Regions from separate parts of the Homo sapiens genome. Here region 2 is linked to region 1. A link is a loop called in an ENCODE intact Hi-C map of the cell type or tissue named here. Cell type or tissue: left lung. All regions are shown on one strand. Each heading gives the region's core, and the rest is flanking DNA. Links, peaks and the distances in the headings are about the cores only. Region 1 has its middle 12 kb from the start of MFAP5. Region 2 overlaps A2ML1 (alpha-2-macroglobulin like 1).

Region 1 (5,378 bases), core at 165-5,164:
CATATTGCTGTCAGCATTTTGGGCAAGGTCATTCAACAAGTCTCTAGGAAGTTCCAAACTTTCCCACATTTTTCTATCTTCTTCTGAACCCTTCAAACTGTTCTAATCTCTGCCTGTTACCCAGTTCCAAATTTGCTTCCACATTTTCGGGCGTCTTTTCAGCAATACCCCACTCTGTTGGTACCAGTTTACTGTATTAGTCCATTTTCATGCTGCTGATAAAGACATATCCAAGATTGGGAAGAAAAAGAGGTTTAATTGAACTTACAGTTTCACATGGCTGGGGAGACCTTAGAATCGGGAGGAGAAAGGCACTTCTTACATGGCAGCAGCAAGAGAGAATGAGGAAGAAGCAAAAGTGGAAACCCCCGATAAACCCATCAGATCTCATGAGACTTAATCACTACCACGAGAATAGCATGGGAAAGATGACCCCCCCATGATACAATTACCTCCCCCTGAGTCCCTCCCATGACACATGGGAATTCTGGAAGATGCAATTGAAGGTGAGATTTGGGTGGGGACACAACCAAACCATATCAGTTCTCATGAGATCTGGTTGTTTGGAAGTGTGCTACCTCCCCGCCTCCCCGTGCTCCTGCTTTCACCATGTGAATGGCCTGCCCTTGCTTTGCCTTCCGTCATGAGTAAAAGCTTCCTGAGTTCTCACCAAAAGCAGATGCCGCTATGCTTCCTGTATAGCCTGTGGAATCATAAGCCAATTAAACCTCTTTTGTCTATAAATTACCCAGTCTTAGAGTTAAGTGGTGCCATCTTGACTCACTGCAACCTCCACCTCCCGGGTTCAAGAGATTTTCATGCTTCAGCCTCCTGAGTAGCTGGAATTACAGGTGCCCGCCACCATGCCCAGCTAATTTTTGTATTTTTAGTAGAGACAGGGTTTCACCATGTTAGCCAGGCTAGTCTTGAACTCCTGACCTCAGGTGATCTACCTGCCTTGGCCTCCCAAAGTGCTGGGATTACAGGCCTGAGCCACCATGCCTGGCCTCTGACCGGGTATTTCTTTAGAGTAATGCAAGAACAGCCTAATACAGTGACAGAGCTATGCTGAGAGCAGTGACAGGTAGAGGTACAGTGCTGGTCTTTCAAATACTCCTTACTGACAAGTTTTCGTGAATCACTGATACCTTTCCATTTGAAGAGCATTCTCCTCAACTCCCTGAATGGTGCTATTTAACAAACTACACCAAAAACTTAGTGACTAAAACAACAATAATGATTATTTTTCTTGATTTTGTGTGTTGATCAGGCAGGAATTCTGCTTTACATAGTGTTAGCTGGGCTGCGGGGATGGCTGAATGGCTAGTTGGTGCTAGCTGCCAGTGGGAATCCCAAATAGGGTTGTTGGCAGAAGCCTCAGTTATCTTCCATGTAGTATCTCCACCAACTCAACTCACTCGAGCTTCTTTTTTTTTTTTTGAGATGGAGTCTTGCTCTGTCACTCAGGCTGGAGTGCAGTGTTACAATCTTGGCTCACTGCAACCTCTGCCTCCCAGGTTCAAGAAATTCTTCTACCTTAGCCTCCCCAGTAGCTGGGACTACAGGTGCGTGCCACCATGCCTGGCTAATGTTTGTATTTTTTAGTAGAGATGGGGTTTCACCATGTTGGCCAGACTAGTCTCGAATTCCTGACCTCAGGTGATCCGCCCGCTTTGGCCTCCCAAAGTGCTGGGATTACAGGAGTGAGCCACCGCACCCGGCCTCACTTGGCCTTCTGACAGCACAATCATGGGTTGAGAGAGTATGTGAAGAAACATCACATCTCCTAAGGCACAGTCTCAGAAGTCCCCACCATGTTCTGTTGGTTCAAATAAGCCACAGGGTCGGTTCCAATTTAAGGGAAAGAGAAATAAACTCCACCTTTTACTGGGAAGAGTGGCAAAAAACAAACATGCAGTCATCTTTAGTCCTCCACAGCATCTCTGAAGTTAAGCCTCATCGTTTTAACAGACTAGGGTTAAGTGTCAGATAGTCAACATTTACATTTTGCCCTTTCCCTGAAGCCTAACTCACCTCTTCTCACAATTCTTTTTTTTTTTTTTTTCCTTTTTTTTTTTTTTTTGAGACGGAGTCTCGCTCCATTGCCCAGGCTGGAGTGCAGTGGCCTGATCTCGGCTCACTGCAAGCTCCACCTCCCGGGCTCATGCCATTCTCCTGGCTCAGCCTCCCGAGTAGCTGGGACTACAAGTGCCCGCCACCACGCCCTGCTAATTTTTTTGTATTTTTAGTAGAGATGGGGTTTCACCGTGTTTGCCAGGATGGTCTCGATCTCCTGACCTTGTGATCCGCCTGCCTCGGCCTCCCAAAGTGCTGGGATTATAGGCGTGAGCCACCGCGCCCAGCCCTTTTTTTTTCCTTTTTTATGGGACCAGGGGTCCGGCGTCTCGCCCTGTTGCCTAGGCTGGAGTGCAGTGGCGATATCTCAGTTCACTGCAACCTCTGCCTCTCACATTCAAGCAATTCTCCTGCCTGAGCCTCCCAAGTAGCTGGGATTAGAGGCATGTGACACCATGCCCAACTAATTTTTGTGTTTTTAGTAGAGATGGGGTTTCACCATGTTGGCCAGGCTGGTCTCGAACTCCTCACCTCAAGTGATCTGCCCACCTCAGCCTTTCAAAGTACTAGAATTACAGTCATGAGCCACTGCGTCCAGCCTTTTGTCACAATTCTTTTTTTTTTTTTTTTTTGAGAGGGAGTCTGGCTCTGTCTCCCAGGCTGGAGTGCAATGGCACGATCTTGGCTCACTGCAACCTCCACCTCCTGGGTTCAAGCAATTCTCCTGCCTCAGCCTCCCGAGTAGCCGGGATTACAGGTGCCTGCCACCACACCCAGCTAATTTTTGTATTTTAGTAGAGACAGGGTTTCACCATGTTGGCCAGGCTGGTCTTGAACTCCCAACCTCAGGTGATCCACCCACTTTGGCCTCAAAATGCTGGGATTATAGGCGTAAGCCACCACACCTGGCCCTTTTCTCACAATTTTAAGAAAAGCTGTCACAGAAGAACCTCTTTGTTGCTGAATAATACAGACACATTTCAGTCTTATTTTCTTATTTTCTGAAACATTAGTCATTGCTGACCAGTCCCTACTTTTGAAATGTCCCCTCCTCTTGACATCTATAATATCACAGTCCTTGTCTTCCTCTTAACACCTCTCTACTGTTCTTTTACATTTCTTTTTTCTTCTTCTTCTGTTTACTCTTAAGTGCTGGTTTTCAAGGTTTTGGCCCGGCCACCTCTCTTTTTACTGTACTTTCTCCCTCTCCTTAATCCACTCCCAACTCTTCATTTACCATCTATTGGTTTATTCTCCCAGATCTATGCTTCAGTCTAACCTCTATCTATCACCTAAAATAATCAAAAGGGTCAAGATCTAATTTCAAAACAGTTTATTCTGGTACAAAGAGTGGAAACATCAACTCCAAAAGAAGGAAGTCAGCTTTGTGAAGTCAGGAAGTTAAGGGTTCATTTATATAGACAGAGGAGCCTTTAGCAGGATTACAACTTTTTTTAGACAAGGTTGGCACATAGTTATAGCAAACTGATTGGTTATAAAAGTGTTTCTTTTTGGGAGAGTACATATAGTTGTTTTCTTGTTTTTCTTTTTTTTTTTTTTTAACGGAAGTGTAATAGTCATGGGTTTTCTGTCATCTGGTCTAAGCAAGGCAGAACAACAAAGAAAAAGTTAATCTGTAACAAAGGTCATTAATTAAGAAGGCAGGAGGTTTTTGTCCCTGACGTCGTTAAATTTTCTCTAGTCATTGTGCAGGACAAGAAAAATAAGAAAACAAGTTAATCTATAATCTGAGAAACATGCTATAGCCATATGTGACTCAGATCAATCTCATCTCTGTCAAGGTTTAAATGTTTTGGGGGGTTCCAACAGCTTTTCTTTTTGAGACAGGGTCTCACTTTGTCACCCAGGCTGGAGTGCAGTAGCGTGATCTTGGCTCACTGCAGCCTCGACCTCCTGGGCTCAAGCTATCCTCCCACCTCAGCTCTCCCAGTAGCTGGGACCACAAGCGTATACCACCACACTCAGCTAATTTTTTGTATTTTTTGTAGAGACAGGTTTTCACCATGTTACCTGGGCTGGTCTCGAGCTCCTGAGCTTGAGTGATCCCCCAGTCTTGGCCTCCCAAAGTACTAGGATTATAGGAGTGAGCCACTGTGCTCAACCCCCAACAGCTTTTTTTTTTTTTTTTTTTTTTTTTTTTTTTTTTGAGACAGAGTCTTGCTCTGTTGCCCAGGCTGGAGTGCAGTGGCATAATCTCGGCTCACTGCAACCTCTGCCTCCCGGGTTCAAGTGATTCTCCTGCCTCAGCCTCCTGAGTAGCCAGGACTACGGGTGTGCACCACCACACCTGACTAATTTTTGTATTTTTAGTAGACACGGGGTTTCACCATGTTTGCCAGGCTGGTCTTGAACGCCTGGCCTCAAGTGGTCCACCCGCCTCGGCTTCCCAAAGTGCTAGGATTACAGGTGTGAGCGACCACATGCAGCCCAACAGCTTTTAAATTATATTTATTTTTACATATCTATGTCCTCAACTCTAAGTCTGAATATGCAATAGCACATCATTGTTTGAACATCCCATAGGCACCTTGAGTCAGACAGGCTTTAATTACAGGAAACCGACTCAGGAAGGGGAAAAGCTAAAGAAACACTCTAGTCTGAGCCCCCAGGAGTGACTACCAAGGGACTCTATTGCTTCTCCACCATCTAGGGGCCACCTTCCAAAATTGGAATGTCACCACTCGGGCATGAGAGCCACCCTGGCCGTGCTATAGTCCACACCAAGAAATCAGATGCTCACTCCTTGCTGCTGTTCTCACTGAGCTTGGTTTTTAATTCAAGTCTCATTCTAGGGTATACAGTCTGGAATCTAAATCACATTCAAACTCTAGCTGTAGGAGAGTCTTGAATATGTAGTTTTTCGTTTTCCACCACCTGTAGTACAGGAAAAGCTCAAGGAAAAAGTGTGGATAAATGTTGAGCAAGCTAAATCCCTAATAGCTCAACATGTCTGGGACAGAATTGTCATCTTCCCGCACAGTGCACCCCCACCCTCAGCTAAACTGGTGCCATGATCTACTAAGTTACACAGTTGAAATATGTGTGAATCATCCTCATTTTCCTCAGTTTCTCTCTTTGCCTAACTTGAGTCCCAGCACATACACCACACCCTTTATCACACACACCACACCCTTAATCACCAAAATCCCATTGAGCCTACCTCCTTAATATTGTTCAAATCCATCCATCCTCTATTCTTTCCACACGGCTTCAGCTCTGTTCAGTCATTACTCTTAACAGAGTCCTAAGTGATCCCCCAGTTCCCATCCACACTTCCCCAT
Region 2 (5,368 bases), core at 369-5,368, 200 kb after region 1:
AACAGCTTTCGGTGAAGTGGGTTTTAACTATTGGTCTTTATCATATTAGAAATTAAAACTGAGACAATCTTAAAATATTTATTAATTAATTTAAAAATGATAATAAACTCACTACATCTTAATATAAATAAAATTTTTGTGAAAATAACTATTTTCTGGCCAGGCGTGGTGGCTCATGCCTGTAATCCCAGCACTTTGGGAGGCCGAGGCGGGTGGATCACGAGATCAGGAGTTCGAGATCAACCTGGCCAATATGGTGAAACCCCATCCATCTCTACTGAAAACACAAAAATTAGCTGGGCATGGTTGTGCGTGCCGGTAGTCCCAGCTACTTGAGAGGCTGAGGCAGAAGAATCGCCTGAACCTGGCAGGCAGAGGTTGCGGTGAGCCGAGATCATGCCACTATACTCTAGCCTGGGCAACAGAGTGAGACTCCATCTCAAAAAAAAAAAAAAAGAAAAAGAAAAAGAAAATAACTATTTTCCAAAACAAAAAAATAAGAATGGTGACATTGTTTTGCATTTTTGCTTTAATATCTGGCTTAATCAAAGAGAATGAAATTTTCCTATTTACTCCTACATTCAAACCGTTGCAATATTACACATAAAGTAGCCTCTGATAACTCTCCTGTATACTTGTTTTGTTTTTTATTTTTTTAAATCACTTTCCCCAGAAGGAAACAATCTCCTGTATATTTGTAAGAGAATGAGAGTGGAAAAAAAAAGTCTTAATATCATTCTAAAAATAATTCTGACCTCTCAGATATTCTGATGCAATCTCGGGGATCCCTGGAGTAGGGGAGGTCCCTCGACCACACTTTGAGAAGCACTATACCTGAAGAACTTTGGAAATCCCTTCCAATTAGGCGTTAATAGCGCTATATCTAAATTTATAATACGATTTTTTTTTTTTTTTGAGACAGGGTCTCACTCTGTTGCCCAGGCTGGACTTCAGTGGCCCGATCTTGGCTCACTATAATCTCCACCTCCTGGGTTCAAATGATCCTTCCACCTCAGCTTCCCAAGTAGCTAGGATTTATTTTTTTATATTAAAGTAACTTATACAATTGCCTTAGATTCTCCATTTGCTAATTTATTCAACAAATATTTACTGAACAACCAACATATGCCAGTCACTTTTCTAAGTGATGGAGACGTAGCAATGAAAACAATAGATATGATACCTGGCCTAAGAGTGCTGATATTCTAGTGGAGAGACAACAATATTCAGGTTTTTAAAAATTACATGTATATGTGTATACACACACATTTTTTTTCAGTAGTAATAAGTGCTATGCAGCATAAGGGGATAAAGAGTGCTGGTGGGGCAGGCCAGGGATGTGACTCTTTTTAAATAAGGTGTTCAAGGAAAGCCTCTTTGAGGAGGTATCATTTGCTCAGGGACCAGATTGAAGAAAGCAAACCAGTAAGGGGCATAGAACTGTTGGAGTAAAATGCAAGCCTCTGTTTCTCTGGCCACTTTGACTAATTTAGTGGAGAAGCCATGGGTCAGGGTGGACCATGAACAAAGGGAACCAGTTCACAAGAGGGCCAGAGAGCTGTAAGATCCTAAGAAGAAAGAGCCAGGAAGTCAGCAGGAGGCAATGTCTTTAAGACTCATAGGGCAGTAGCGGTACATAGAGGGTTTCAGAGAATCTTTTTTTAATTAAAAAAAAAATTTTTTTTTAATTTGAGATGGAGTCTCGCTCTGTCGCCCAGGCTGGAGTGCAGTGGCGCCATCTCGGCTCACTGCAACATCTGCCTCCCAGGTTCAAGCGATTCTTCTGCCTCAGCCTCCTGAGTAGCTGGGATTACAGGTGCCAGCCACCATGCCCGACTAATTTTTGTATTTTTAGTAGAGATGGGGTTTCACCATGTTGGCCAGGCTGGTCTGGAACTCCTGACCTCTGGTGATTCACCCACTTCGGCCTCCCAAAGTGCTGGGATTAGAGGCATGAGCCACCGTGCCTGGCGGGGCTTCAGAAAATCTACATGAAGACAGCAAGGGTCTTTTATTCCACATTGCATACAGTGTAATTTTCATTTTACTTCTAAGGTACTGTTTCATCTGTCTTCCCCACAGCTCATTAAGAACACTCAGACTTACACCTTCACCATCAGCCAAAGTGTGCTGGTCACCAACTTGAAACCAGCAACCATCAAGGTCTATGACTACTACCTACCAGGTGAGAGGGCTGAGCTGAAATGAGATCTGAGATCTTACCTGCATCTCCCAACTTACTTCTGCCTCATTCTTCATGGCTTCTCTCTTAATTTTACAAATACTCCTTCCCAAGCCAAGTAGCACATAATTAAATTATCTAATCTCCTAAAATATTTTAATTCAGTTGTGTGCCATTTTTAAGTTGCGTACACTAGAGACATTTTATGTGATCGGAGAACAATGTGAACCATTGTTCTCAAAGGGCTATTTCTATTATTTTTGGTATGATTAATAGTTTGTCACAATGTACAAATATTAGTGATTGAAACTTTCTTGTAATTCTGAATATGCTCATAACCTGTAGAGATTCTCTGGAAGGGGCTCAAGCAGTAGCTTTTCTGAAGCATTTTCCCTCTGAATATAGGAGGCCCTCAAAGTAATAATATGACTTATTTCATTTCACAGATGAACAGGCAACAATTCAGTATTCTGATCCCTGTGAATGAGGTAAGTCCAGCGGAGAAATGGGTGGAGTTATGGGTTAGGGTGGCAGAAGTTAAGAGGAGCCTCTTTTCGAGTTACTGTCATTGTCTTTTTTTGAGATAGAGTCTCGCGGTGTTGCCCAGGCTGGAGGGCAGTGGCGGAGGTTGAGTGGCTCACTTCCCAGCTTCAAGCGATTCTCCTGCCTCAGCCTCCTGAGTTGCTGGGATTATAGGCGCCCACCATGATGCCTGGCTAATTTTTGTATTTTTAGTAGAGACAGAGTTTCACCATGTTGACCAGGCTGGTCTCGAACTCCTGACTTCAGGTGATCTGCCCACCTCGGCCTCCCAAAGTGCTGAGATTACAAGCATGAGCCACCACACTCAGCCCTGTTATTGTCTTTTGGAAGCTATTGTTGATAGAAAGTGAGCTTTCCTTTTTTGTCTTAAACTTTTTTTTTTTTTTTAAACAGGATCTGGCTCTGTTGCCCAGGCTGCAGTGCAGTGGCGTGATCTCAGCTCACTGCAGCCTCTGCCTCCCAAGTTCAAGCGATTCTTGTGCCTCAGCCTCCTGAGTAGCTGGGATGACAGGCACGTGCCATCACGCCCAGCTAATTTTTTTTGTATTTTTAATAGAGATGGGGTTTCGCCATGTTGGTCAGGCTGGTCTCAAACTCCTGGCCTCAGGTGATCCGCCTACTTCAGCCTCCCAAAGTGCTGGGATTACAGGTGTAAGCCACTGTGCCCGGCCTGTCCTAAACTCTTGAAAATAGTTTACAGAAGAAAAAGCTAATGCTTGGTATTAAAACAATACTTTTTTCTATCAGATTGAAAATGGATTGATTTTTCCTGATATTTTTACATGATACATCTTTGTTATATGAAAATACTAAGACAAAAGTAAAGGTTACCTGATTCTACACCTGTGAGATAACACTATTAATAATCCAACTGTGCATTTGTGAGATTTTTTTGTATATATATAGAGAGGTCAAGTATCCTCTATGTATGTAATGAGCTTCTGAGTATCACAGTGTCTTCTATTTTTTGTTTGATTGTTCGCTTTTCAGGATAGGAGCTGGAAACTCAATTAGTCCTCTGTGACATTTACTGGAGGGTGGAACATTCTTCTGTCGCTTGAAGCAGAACTCATTCAATCAAATAATTTAATTTCTCTGACTAGTATATGGGTAACAAATGAATATGTCTGAACCTCAGCTATAATACTTTCTACTACCTTTGCAAGGAGATGGGATAGGAACAATCACTCAGAGGAGGCGTTGCATGGGCAGGGTCATAGGGGGAAGAAAGGTGGTTTAGCTGTTTTATTTAGCCATTCAGGGGGCTCTCCAGAGAGGAGACGGTGGTAGAGGGTGAACTAGAGAAGATAAGAATGTCTTCCTAGGCCGGATGCGGTGGCTCACGCCTGTAATCCCAGCACTTTGGGATTGCGAGGTGGGCGGATCACTTGAGGTCAGGAGTTCAAGACCAGCCTGGCCAACATGGTAAAACCCGTCTCTACTAACAATACAAAGATTAGCCTGGTGTGGTGGCACGGGCCTGTAATCGCAGCCCCTTGGAAGGCCAAGGCAGGAGAATCGCCTCAACACTGGAGGTGGAGGTTGCAGTGAGCTGAGATTGTGCCACTGCACTCCAGCCTGGGCAATGAGGCAAGACCCTGTCTCAAAAAATAATAAATAATAATAATAATAATGTTTTTCTAGAGTTTCAGTCTAAGGGAAAATGTGATTTAGGGCTTTGGAAATTGGCTAAAAAAATAAAAATGGAAAAGAAAATCTGTGCATTTAGTTCTATGCATATTTCTTTGGAAACCAAAAGTTCTTTTAAAGGTGATGATCATCCTTTCCCCCAAAACTCACAGTTTGGTTTCTTCCTTAAACCTTTTAACCCAGACTTCTCAAAGAATCATCTTAAAGATGTGAGGACAGGTTAGAATAGAGAATTTTAATTATGGGGCTCTGCTCAACCAGCCCGCTACTGCAGGGCAAACAGTGATGGATTACAAGAAAAGTGGCTGGCCAGAATGCCGTTTCCATCTCTCTCGGTTTCTCTTCTGCATGATTCTCCCAACCTCTCCCCACATGGGCTATCTATCACCTATCACCGTGCAAGCACTTCCTCAGAGGAATGCTTTTGTTTTGGAAACAGGTTTGGAGGCAAAGGGATAAGGGAAGTAAGATGAATGATATTTAACAGAAAAGATTCTCTAGGCAATTACACCCTTTTATCCTGGGTATCCACTGGATCCATTATGCTCCCCTTGATTGCAAATTCTGACTGAAAAGTCAGGGAAAATAAGTACATTCTACAAAAATAAAAAATGACAGATGGGACCTACTTAAACTAAAGAGCTTCTGCACAGCAAAAGAAACTATCAACAGAGTAAACAGACAGCCTAAAGAATAGGAGAAAATATTAACAAACTGCCTCCAGCAAAGAACTAATATCCAGAATCTATAAGGAACTTAAACAAATCAACAAGAAAAAAACAAATAATCCCATTAAAACGTGGGCAAGGGGCATGAGCAGACACTTCTCAAAAGAAGAGTACAAGTGGCCAATAAACATATGAAAAAATGCTAACCATCACTAATCATCAGAGAAATGCAAAATCAAAACCACAATGAGATACCATCCACACTAGTTAGAATGGCTATTATTAAAGTCAGAAAATAAGAGATGTTGGCGAGGTAGCAGAGAAA

What was found. A loop is a pair of places that touch in the nucleus more often than their neighbours do. Peaks named below come from ENCODE experiments on the same cell type or tissue, not always from the same donor. Only the 100,000 strongest peaks of a DNase experiment are listed, where the experiment ranks them.
Region 2: it touches region 1 in a loop (3-fold over the local background); 32 of 110 quality-filtered maps call a loop at or near these places.

The regions. Positions count from the first base shown.
Region 1 is chr12:8,672,174-8,677,551 of GRCh38, forward strand. It overlaps a transcript of RIMKLB not described here. Among named protein-coding and RNA genes, the nearest start is that of MFAP5, 12 kb to the left of the region's middle. In left lung, for the core only: no CTCF peak of the experiment used is centred there; no DNase peak of the experiment used is centred there; H3K27ac peaks cover 1,025 bases.
Region 2 is chr12:8,872,343-8,877,710 of GRCh38, forward strand. A2ML1 (alpha-2-macroglobulin like 1) reads left to right here. Exons shown (of 36, transcript NM_144670.6): 34 at 2,083-2,185; 35 at 2,629-2,670; 36 at 3,716-4,445. The coding sequence ends at 2,669. Among named protein-coding and RNA genes, the nearest start is that of PHC1, 39 kb to the right of the region's middle. In left lung, for the core only: no CTCF peak of the experiment used is centred there; no DNase peak of the experiment used is centred there.